2 separate regions of the Homo sapiens genome follow, and region 2 is linked to region 1. The links are chromatin loops, found by intact Hi-C in ENCODE. Cell type or tissue: chondrocyte. All regions are shown on one strand.

Evidence for each region. Hi-C counts contacts between places; a loop is a spot of excess contacts. Peaks named below come from ENCODE experiments on the same cell type or tissue, not always from the same donor. Only the 100,000 strongest peaks of a DNase experiment are listed, where the experiment ranks them.
Region 2: it touches region 1 in a loop (4-fold over the local background); 96 of 110 quality-filtered maps call a loop at or near these places.

The regions. Positions count from the first base shown.
Region 1 is chr19:49,095,390-49,100,389 of GRCh38, reverse strand. SNRNP70 (small nuclear ribonucleoprotein U1 subunit 70) reads right to left here. Exons shown (of 10, transcript NM_003089.6): 5 at 1,899-1,963; 6 at 1,686-1,748. Among named protein-coding and RNA genes, the nearest start is that of SNRNP70, 12 kb to the right of the region's middle. RefSeq lists an enhancer at 1-474. In chondrocyte, CTCF peaks have their summits at 2,152 and 2,393 (motif pointing left); no DNase peak of the experiment used is centred here.
Region 2 is chr19:49,196,942-49,201,941 of GRCh38, reverse strand. It overlaps TRPM4 (transient receptor potential cation channel subfamily M member 4), which reads right to left. Exons shown (of 25, transcript NM_017636.4): 18 at 1,510-1,642; 19 at 1,157-1,331. Among named protein-coding and RNA genes, the nearest start is that of TRPM4, 42 kb to the right of the region's middle. RefSeq lists a silencer at 4,857-5,000. In chondrocyte, CTCF peaks have their summits at 2,670 and 2,891 (motif pointing right); no DNase peak of the experiment used is centred here.

The sequences.
Region 1 (5,000 bases):
AGGTCCATGAGGCCACACAGCTTGGGGAAGAGCCCTGGAAGGCCAGATGGTGGCAGCTGGACCTGTCCTAACATGCTAGGGACCCATGGGATGCTGTCAGCAGAGATGGGGTCAGCTCTGGATGTCAGAAAGACCCCTTGGGGACCATGTCAGGGAGAACAACGGGCAAGGCAGGGCTGTTGAGACAGAGGTGGCCAGAATGAACCAGGGAAGATTTCTGGGAGGTAACAGCATTTGAGCTGGTCCCTAAAGGATGGCTAGTTCGCCATTCACATCACTACCAGTTGGCGACCAACCTGTATCATGGATGAACCTGGGACCCCACAGCCTCCAAAACACAACCAAGATTCCTGACTTGAATGGATCAGAGGGACAAGGGTGGGGCCAAGGTTGTCACTGGGCTGTGCAAGGCAGAACAACGTGTGTGTGTGTGTGTACACATATATACACATGCACATACACACACACACACAGGCACGAGACACCACACTCGGCTAATCTTTTGTATTTTTGTAGAGACGGGGTTTCGCCATGTTGGCCAGGCTGGTCTTGCCTCCTGACCTCAGGTGATCTGCCTGCCTCGCCCTCCCAACATGTGGGATTACAGGCGTGAGCTACCACGCCCAGCCTACAATACTTTTTTTTTTTTTTAAGATGGAGTCCCACTCTGTTGCCCAGGCTGGAGTACAGTGGTGTGATCTCGGCTCACTGCAACCTCCGCCTCCTGGGTTCAAGCAATTCTCCTGCCTCAGCCTCCTCAGTAGCTGGGATTACGGGCGCCCGCTATCATGCCCAGCTAATTTTTGTATTTTTTTTTTTTTTGTACAGACCAGGTTTCACCATGTTGGTCAGACTGGTCTCGAACTCCTGACCTCAGGTTATCCGCCCACCTCGGCCTCCCAAAGTGCTGGGATTACAGGCGTGAGCCACCGTGCCTGGCCCAACAATACTTTTTTTTTCCTTTGTGTGGAGAACGGGGTCTTGCTATATTGCCCAGGCAGGTCTCGAACTCCTGGGTTTAAGCTATCCTCCCGCCTCTGCCTCCTTAAGAGCTGAGATTACAGGTGTGAGCCATTGCACCCGGCCTGACATGTATAAATATTTTTAAAAGACGTATCAGAAACAGAGCAGGGAGAAGAGACATGGCTAACATCAGTTTGTGTGTAGGATGGCCTCAAGCCCTCACTACTGCCCAGTGAAGGCATGCGTCTCCCATGTTAGATAAAGGAAATCAGACACAGAGCACTTCAGTGACTTAAAAGAAGATTGGTAAAACAAAGCCTTCCTCTAAAACGGGACTCAGCATAGGTATTCTGCCAAGACCCAGAGAGTAGATATTTCCAGCTTGGACGGCCGTATACTGTTGCAACAATCCAACCCTGCCTTACAACAGTAGCAGCCAAAGACAATGTGTAAACAAACAGACCTGCCTGGCTGAGCAGCAGGAAAACTTTAAGTCTGTAGTTTGCCAACCCCTGCTCTCAACCAACCACCAGCAGTCATTACTTCTCATTTTACTTCTGCTGCCCAAGGTCTGCTGCATGGAGATACAGTCAGGATGCATAAATCCAGGCCCTGAAATGGTGTGAGCCATGCTCAGGGCTGGGACCTCTCTCCCTCCCTCTCAGGATACAGCCCCTCCTCCATGCACCCCCAATTCAAACACCCTGACCCACTCCACTTACTCTTTTGATAGGTCCGTACACCTCAAACTCTCTCCGGAGCTTGGATTCTGTTGTGTCATAATTCTACAAGGAGATGGATATGACGTTAAATGGGAGAACAGAGCTGTCCCACAGCCCCTGGAACATTCCCCTGTACCTAGCCTATTTGACCTTTGTGCCAGACCCAGGCTCTCAGCAGCGTGGGGTTCCAGGAGCTAGGAGCTGGGGACTTACCACTCTCGCCACGAAGAGAGTCTTGAAGGCATCCCCCTGAGCATTGGGATCATTGTGAGGGTCCCCTGTGCAGGAAGAAAGGAATTTTATAAGTTGAAGGTGTCCATGGTCTCAGGTAGCAAAACAAATACGATGGGCAGAGGCCAAGAAGAAAACGGTGGCATTGGGAGAGGCCCCTAACTGGAGGAACATGGGTGGTGACCTGGCAACCTCAGGGACGCCCCTCTCTGAACCTGTTTCTCTGAGGCACAGTGGGCTTTATCAGAGTGGCTGAGAGATAATCCAGGCTGCTGAGGAGAGGAGGTAAGGCTGACTTCAAGCTGACAGGATGTGGGCAGGCCCAACTGCCATTTCAGACCTACATAAACCCTAAGGGCCCTATCGCTCCCAGATGCAAGGTGATCCAAACAGTAATAGCCCAACTGGGCCTCCCTGGAGATGCAGCTGATGCCCCCAGGTTCTGAGCTCCCTCCTGTAGGCAGGGCCACACTGCCACCTACTGGACACAGACTGCAACTACAGCCCACAGGAAAACCTGAGACCAAGCTGCCCCAAGGCTAAGAATGAGAGCCAGGAAAGCAAACACTAAGTAAGCTCTGCTTTCCTGTCTGTGCCCTGTGTCTCTAAAAAGGAACCCAGGAACTGACTAGCGTCAGATCAGATTCTCACTCCAGCCTCACTACTGTGAGGCAAACTGTTCTACCTGGCTACTAAGGAATAACAATCTCCAAAGAAAAGAGCCAGGAATCTCCTAAGAAACCAATTTCATAGGTGATCCTGCTGGGTCAGGCCTGGGAATAAGTCCTTTTCACCAAATATGGTGGCTCCAGCACATAATGACCCTGACTCCTGCCGGGGCCTTAAGGACACTCTGCCGGTTCTTCCATGGTATAGTGTTTCCCTCGGAAGCCCTGTCACATTCTGGGAGAGCATGAGAAAAGGAATAACATTAACCCATTTATGCCAGAGGTTGCAATTTTTTGAATTGCAGACACGTGTGAAAAATCAGACCCTGGTGATGACCCGAGCAGTAGGATATAAATAACTCCCACATGCTTAGCGTTCCAATAATGGAACATTAGACATATAATTTACTGAACACGTACTATGGCCCAGACACAGTGCTGGACACTGATATTTATTTATTACTATTTTGCAAATGGAAGTAAAACAGAACAAACTCGAGACACAGAAAAAGGGAGGTGTTAAAGTGGCGAAGGGCCAAGGCAGACTTCACCTCTCACCCCGGGCACTTGAACTACCAGGCTCCTTCCCCGAACCCTCGGGTGCTACCTTTTCAGGAAGACAGTGTGGGTGTTGCCAGAAGCTAGAGAAATAAAGTCTCAGATTTTTTTTTTTTTTAAACAGAGTCTTGCTCTGTTGCCCAGGCTTAAAGTGCAATGGCGCAATCTCGTCTCACTGCAACCTCTGCCTCCGAGGTTCAAGCAATTCTCCTGCCTCAGCTTCTCAAGCAGCTGGGATTACAGGCGTGCACCACCACATCCAGCTAATTTTTGTATTGTTAGTAGAGATGGGGTTTCGCCATGTTGGCCAGGCTGGTCTCGAACTCCTGACCTCAGGTGATCCGCCCTCCTCGGCCTCCCAAAGTGCTGGGATTACAGGCATGAACCACCGCGTCCCGCCAGATTTGTTTCTTATGAGAGAATTTAACTACAAGTATAAACTAAGGTCAAGATGACTTTAAGGAATGTACTTTTTTTGAGATGGAGTGTCACTCTTGTTGCCCAAGGTCAGTGCAATGGATGGCGAGATCTCGGCTTACTGCAACCTCCGCCTCCCGGGTTCAAGCGATTCTCCTGCCTCAGCCTCCCAAGTAGCTGGGATTACAAACACACACCACCACACCCAGCTAATCTTTTGTATTTTTAGTAGAGACGGGGTTTCACTATGTTGGCCAGGCTGGTTTCGAACTCCTGACCTCAGGTGATCTGCCTGCCTCGGCCTCCCAAAGTGCTGGCATTACAGGCGTGAGCCACCGCACCTGGCCTAAGAATATTTTAGAAAACAGAAGCCTAAGCCACAATTTAAGGGAATCGCTATCTGGGACAAATGGAAACGTCTGAAAACAACTCCATCTCAGCGTTCTCTCCACCCACTCCTCAAGTTCCTTGCCAGGCTGGGCACAGTGGCTCACACCTGTAATCCCAGCAATTTGGGAGGCTAAGGCGGACGGATCACCTGAGGTCAGGTGTTTGAGACCAGCCTGGCAAACATGGCGAAACCCCGTCTCTACTAAAAATACAAAATTACCAGGGCATGGTGGTGTGCGCCTATAGTCCCAGCTACTCGGGAGGCTGACGCAGGAGAATTGCTTGAATCTGGGAGGTGGAGATTGCAGTGAGCCGAGATCATACCACTGAACTCCAGCCTCGGCAATAAAGCGAAAAAAAAAACAAAAAACAAAAAACGTTCCTTGCCATACCTTATCCCTGAGCGTTGTAATTTTCTATGGCCAGGTCTCTCAATCTGCACTGGCTTTTTTTTTTTTTTTTTTTGCACCAGCTAACTCTCATTCATTCAATAGGTAATTCTTTTTATTCGCCGATGTTTGTGCTCTTGTAAGTAAGTAATTCTTAAGCATCTACTATGTGCCTGGAAATGCTATAGTTGTTGGGGATTTCGCAGTAAACAAGACAAAAAAAGGTGCTGGGCGCAGTGGCTCACAGCTGTAATGCCAGCACTTTGGGAGGCCAAGGCAGGCGGATCACTTGTGACCAAGAGTTCAAGAAGACCAGCCTGATCAACACAGCGAAACCTCATCCCTACTAAAAATACACAAAAAATTAGCTGGGTGTGGTCCAGCTACTCAGGAGACTAAGACAAGAGAATCGCTTGAACCAGGGAGGCGATGAAGGTTGCAGTAAACCGAGATCGTGCCACTACAGTCTATCCTGTGCAACAGAGTGAGACTGTCTCCAAAAAAAAAAAAAAAAAGGTGTCTACCCTCATGGGGTTCATATGCTAATGAAAGAGGTAAATAAGGAGATCCTATGATCACATCAGATGACGACAGAGAATAGAAACGGGTGACTTTACAAGGCAGGTTAGAAAAAGCCTCACAAGATGCTAACATTTAATGAA
Region 2 (5,000 bases), 100 kb before region 1:
ATGGGGTGAGGGGGACAGAGACCTAAGAAAGACAGGAAGACTGCCGGGCGCGGTGGCTCACGCCTGTAATCCCAGCACTTTTGGGAGGCTGAGATGGCCGGATCACCTGAGGTGGGGAGTTTGAGACTAGCCTGACCAATGTGATGAAACCCCATCTCTACTAAAAACACAAAACTGTTAGCCAGGCGTGGTGGCACGCGCCTGTAGTCCCAGCTACTCGGGAGGCTGAGATAGGAGAATCGCTTCGATCTGGGAGGTGGAGGTTGCAGTGAGCTGAGATCGTGCCATTGCACTCCAGCCTGGGCAACAAGAGCAAAACTCCATGTAAAAAGTAAAGTACAGGTTCCTCTTCAAAGACTTTCCTCCCCATCTAATTAACAATAAATAGTAACTTCTCTTAGAAACAAAATTTATTCAAACACCTGTGCTAACATTCTTAAATATCTACTAGCCATAAAAAATAAATCAATGTACTTTATGTTCTTAGCTCTCACAATTTAGCCTAAATATTTGCCCTGACATACTTATACTGGTTCAAGCAAGCATTAGATCATAGCCTGTTCCTCTTCCTTATTTAAAAGTGTTTTTACCTTTCTCAACATTCCACAAGTTACTTCCTCCTTCCTTTGTTCTCCTCTGCCTTCGCTTCTTTTAAAAACTTCTAAGTTACTAGCCAATCAAGACAAATACAAAATGTAAAGTCCGGTTCCAGCCAATAAAAACCAGACACAGCAGTAAAATAGACGCGTCAGGTTATAAATGACCCTATCTCCTTTGTTCCGTGTACTCTCATGACAAAACTGCTGGCGAGTGTACCCTTTCTACAAAAAATAAAAATGGCTTTACTAAAAAAATTAAATTTATGTTCAAGTACTATTTCTTTACGACACCACAAAATAAACATTTCTAACATCCATCTCAAAAAAAAAGAAAAAAAAAAAGAAAAAAGAAAGACAGACAGAAAGACAGAGGGGGTGGGGTAGGCAGAGACCCAGAGAGATGATGATGGGGAATATAGGGTATCACTCAGAGATCCAGAGAAAGAGGGAGACAGAGACTCAGAGAGACAGATATTTTCTTAGAGCCAGGAGGACAGAGACCCAGGGAGCGGGGACAGAGACTCAGAGGAAGGCTGTCAGGCCGTCATCCCCCCTACCGTCCATGTCCTCCTGGGGAATCTGCCCGAAGATCTGCAGGTAGGGACGGTAGAAGACGCGGCGCAGGATACTTGGGAAGTCACTGTCCCGTGGCCTCAGGAGCCCCTCCGTGGCCACGCCATAGGCTACCAGCCACACGCCGAGGAAGAAGAGGAAGAAGAACACGTCCTTCATCTGTGGGGAGATGTGGCTGAGTCTGGCCCCGCCCTTTCCTACTCTGGCCCCACCCCTATATCCCAAAAACACGCCCCATTGCTCCCCAAAGTCACGCCCCTTCTCCACGGACCACTCCCTCCCTGGCCCCACCCCTTTCCCTATGTCCCCGCCCACTTTGGCCCCGCCCCTGCCTCACCATCTTGCTCACGATGACGATCTTGGGCCCCAGCTGTTTGTTGACCGTGAAGATGTGAAGCAGCCGCACCGTGAAAACCATGAAGTCGATGCAGAGGACAGTGCGGCCCAGGTGGTACAAACCCGGGGTCAGCCTGGGGTGTGGGGAGATGCCACAAGGGTCAAGTGTCACAAGACGCCAAGGAAAATGGAAGTCTTCCCAATGCCATCCTTCAGAGGAAGCTGCAGCCTCCACCGGGCAGGACCAGGACCCTCCCAGTCACCCGGGGTTTACTCAAATTTATTCAGTACCAAGCTGGTCCATGCAGGGCCCTGGCACCCATTTTTAAAATGGCTGCGCCTATTAAGTAATGACTGAATGAACGATGGCCTTAGCAAAGAGCTGGTCCCTGTAAGAATCAAGCTGGAAAAACTGCCGGAATATCTGTCCAACCTATAAAAGGCAAAACATATAGAGTCCTTACAAACTAATACGCAAAAGGAAGGAAGCCAGATAAAGGATACCACGTACAATTCACAGAGGACGTTCAAACGGCCAGTAAACATCAATAATTCCTATGGGGAAAATAAAAATTCTACCCCTATTTTGCATCCTCATGTACTTAAACTTTGGATGGATTAAAAACCTAGTGTATGGACAGACGCGGTGGCTCACGCCTGTAATCCCAGCACTTTGGGAGGCCGAGGCAGGCTCAAAAAAAAGAAAAGAAAAGAAACATACAAAAGTGAAAGTGAAAAGACAAGCCACAGACTTCGAGAAGATATGAAGATATTAAGACCAACAAAACTACCGAGGATTAGGATCCAGAGTATAAGGAGTATATACATTTATACATATACAAATCAATGAACCCCAATTAAAAAAACGGGAGGGTGGCCGGTCGCAGTGGCTCACGCCTGTAATCCTAGCACTTTGGGAGGCCGAGGCGGGCGGATCACGGGGTCAGGAGATCGAGAACATCTTGGCTAACACGGTGAAACCCCGTCTCTACTACAAAATACAAAAAATTAGCCGGGCGTGGAGGCAGGCACCTGTAGTCCCAGCTACTCAGTAGGCTGAGGCAGGAGAATGGCGTGAACCCGGGAGGCGGAGGTTGCAGTGAGCCGAGATCGCGCCACTGCACTCCAGCCTGGGCTACAGAGCGAGACTCCGTCTCAAAAACAAAAACAAAAACAAAAACCAAAAAAAAAACAAGGGGGCACAAGGACATATGGCCATTAAGCTTAGGAAAAGATGTCCAACCTATCTGGTAGTCAAGAGTGCATAAATTATAACAAGGAGAGGTCATGTTTACCCATTAAATTGGCAAATTTTTTTTCAGTTAAATTGAGAGCTACATTTTAGAGTGAAAGTATCAGGCATTGTCGAGCATGGCCTCAAGGGGGCACTCTCTTACCCTGATGGCAGGTGTGGAAATGAGTGAAGCTACTTAGAAGGAAATCTATCCATGTCAAAAATAAATGTACCCTTTGACCCATAAACTTTACATCTGGGATGTAAACTTTTATTATTTTGGAATAATAAAAAAACAGAAGGCTGAGCATAGTAGCTCACGCCTGTAATCCCAGCACTTTGAGAGGCCAAGGTGGGAGGATTGCTTGAGCCCTGGAGTTTGAGACCAGCCTGGGCAACAGAGTGAGACCCTGTCTCTATTTAAAACAAAAAAAGAAAGAAAGAGAGAACCTAAATGTCCATCTAGAGGGAACTGGCGAAACAAAGGATGATTCATCCATTCAATTCCGGAGATGATTAGACATTTCTCCCTTTTTTTTTTTTTTTTTTTTTTGACAGAGTTTTGCTCTTTTCACCCAGGCTAGAGTGCAGTGGCATGATCTTGGCTCACTGCAACCTCCGCCTCCCAGGTTCAGGCAATTATCCTGCCTCAGCCTCCCGAGTAGCTGGGATTACAGGCGCCTGCCACCATGCCCGGCTAATTTTTTGTATTTTTAGTAGAGATGGGGTTTCACCATGTTGGGCAGGCTGGTCTCAAACTCCTGATCTCAGGTGATCCACCCGCCTCGGCCTCCCAAAGTGCTGGGATTACAGGCATGAGCCACCACGCCAGGCCCGTTTCTCCCTTTTAAGCTGAGATCTTTCCATTTTTCACCTGGAAAGTGGTAGGCTTGATAAACTGTCCAAAATATCACTGGCAATCCTAGAGCATGGTAGCATATGGCCTTAGCCCTTTCATCTCAAAAGTCACTTTATACAAAATACAACAAATTACAAACAGAAGTATTAGTGTTCTGCAAAACTCTCATATCTTGCTCCCTGCTTGAATAAATTATTTATGTTGAATCACTTTGTAACACTGCTAACATAGCTTAGAGGAAGCCTGCCTCTCAGCGTGTCTACTGGGAAAAGCTTGAGTAGGGATCATCACTGTCATCACTGTCAACCATTCAGGATGTGTCAGGTCCCTTGTAAACAGTCACCAGGTTGTTGGCCAGGCACGGTGACCCACATCTGTAATCTCAGCACTTTCAGAGGCTAAGGCCAGTGGATCACTTGAGGCCAAGAGTTCAAGACCAGCCTGGTCAATATGGCAAAGCCCCATCTCTACAAAAAAAATACAAAAAAAATTTAGCTAGGTGTAGTGGTGCATGCCTGTAATCCCAGCTACTCACGAGGCTGAGGCAAGAGAATCGCTTGAACCCAGGAGGTGGAGGTTGCAGTGAGCCAAGATCGTACCACTGCACTCCAGTCTGGGCGACACAGCGGAACTCTGGCTCAAAAAAAAAAAAGAAAAGAAAGAAAACAAAAACAAACAAACAAACAAAAAACCAGTCACCAGGTTGTATCCACAAACTTTTCTGTTTGCTCTCCTCAAAAGGAGGAGTATCCTAATGCAGGATACTCCATAATGCAGGCAGGGCAAGGGTTAAACCCTTAGCTTGGAGGGATGGAAGGAAGCATAGAAGGAAGGAAGGAAGGAAGGAAGGAAGGAAGGAAGGAAGGAGGGAGGGAGGCAGAGGGGCAGAGGACAGAGGGAGAGAGAGAGAAAGAAAAGAGAAAAAGAAAAAGAAAAGAAAGGAAAAGAAAAGAGAAAGAAAGAAAAGAAAGAGAGAGAAAGAAAGAAAGAAAGAAAGAAAGAAAGAAAGAAAGAAAGAAAGAAAGAAAGAAAAAGAAAGAAAGAGAAAGAAAGAAAGAAAAAAAAAGGAAAGAAAGAAAAAGTCGGGGGCAGGAGGGCAAGGGGCCTGGGACCAACGAGCTATGTGGAGGAAGAGAAGGGAGGAGGTGAGGTTGGCACCCAGGTCGGGGCGCTCCCATAAATATCTGTTAAACTTCAGGCCTAGCAATAAATAGCAGCAGAGGCTGAGTGGCGGACAGTGGGGTTTTCTCCTGAATCCTGCCGTCCCTGAAGCCAGATCTCCAGGTGCCAGCCAATTACCCTGGGGCAATCGTCATGCCCGACTTTCCTAAGAGGGGTTCTCAATCAGCAGGGTTGGCTTGACCTGCTGCCCAGCTGCGGGGAAGCCGGGAGTGGAGAC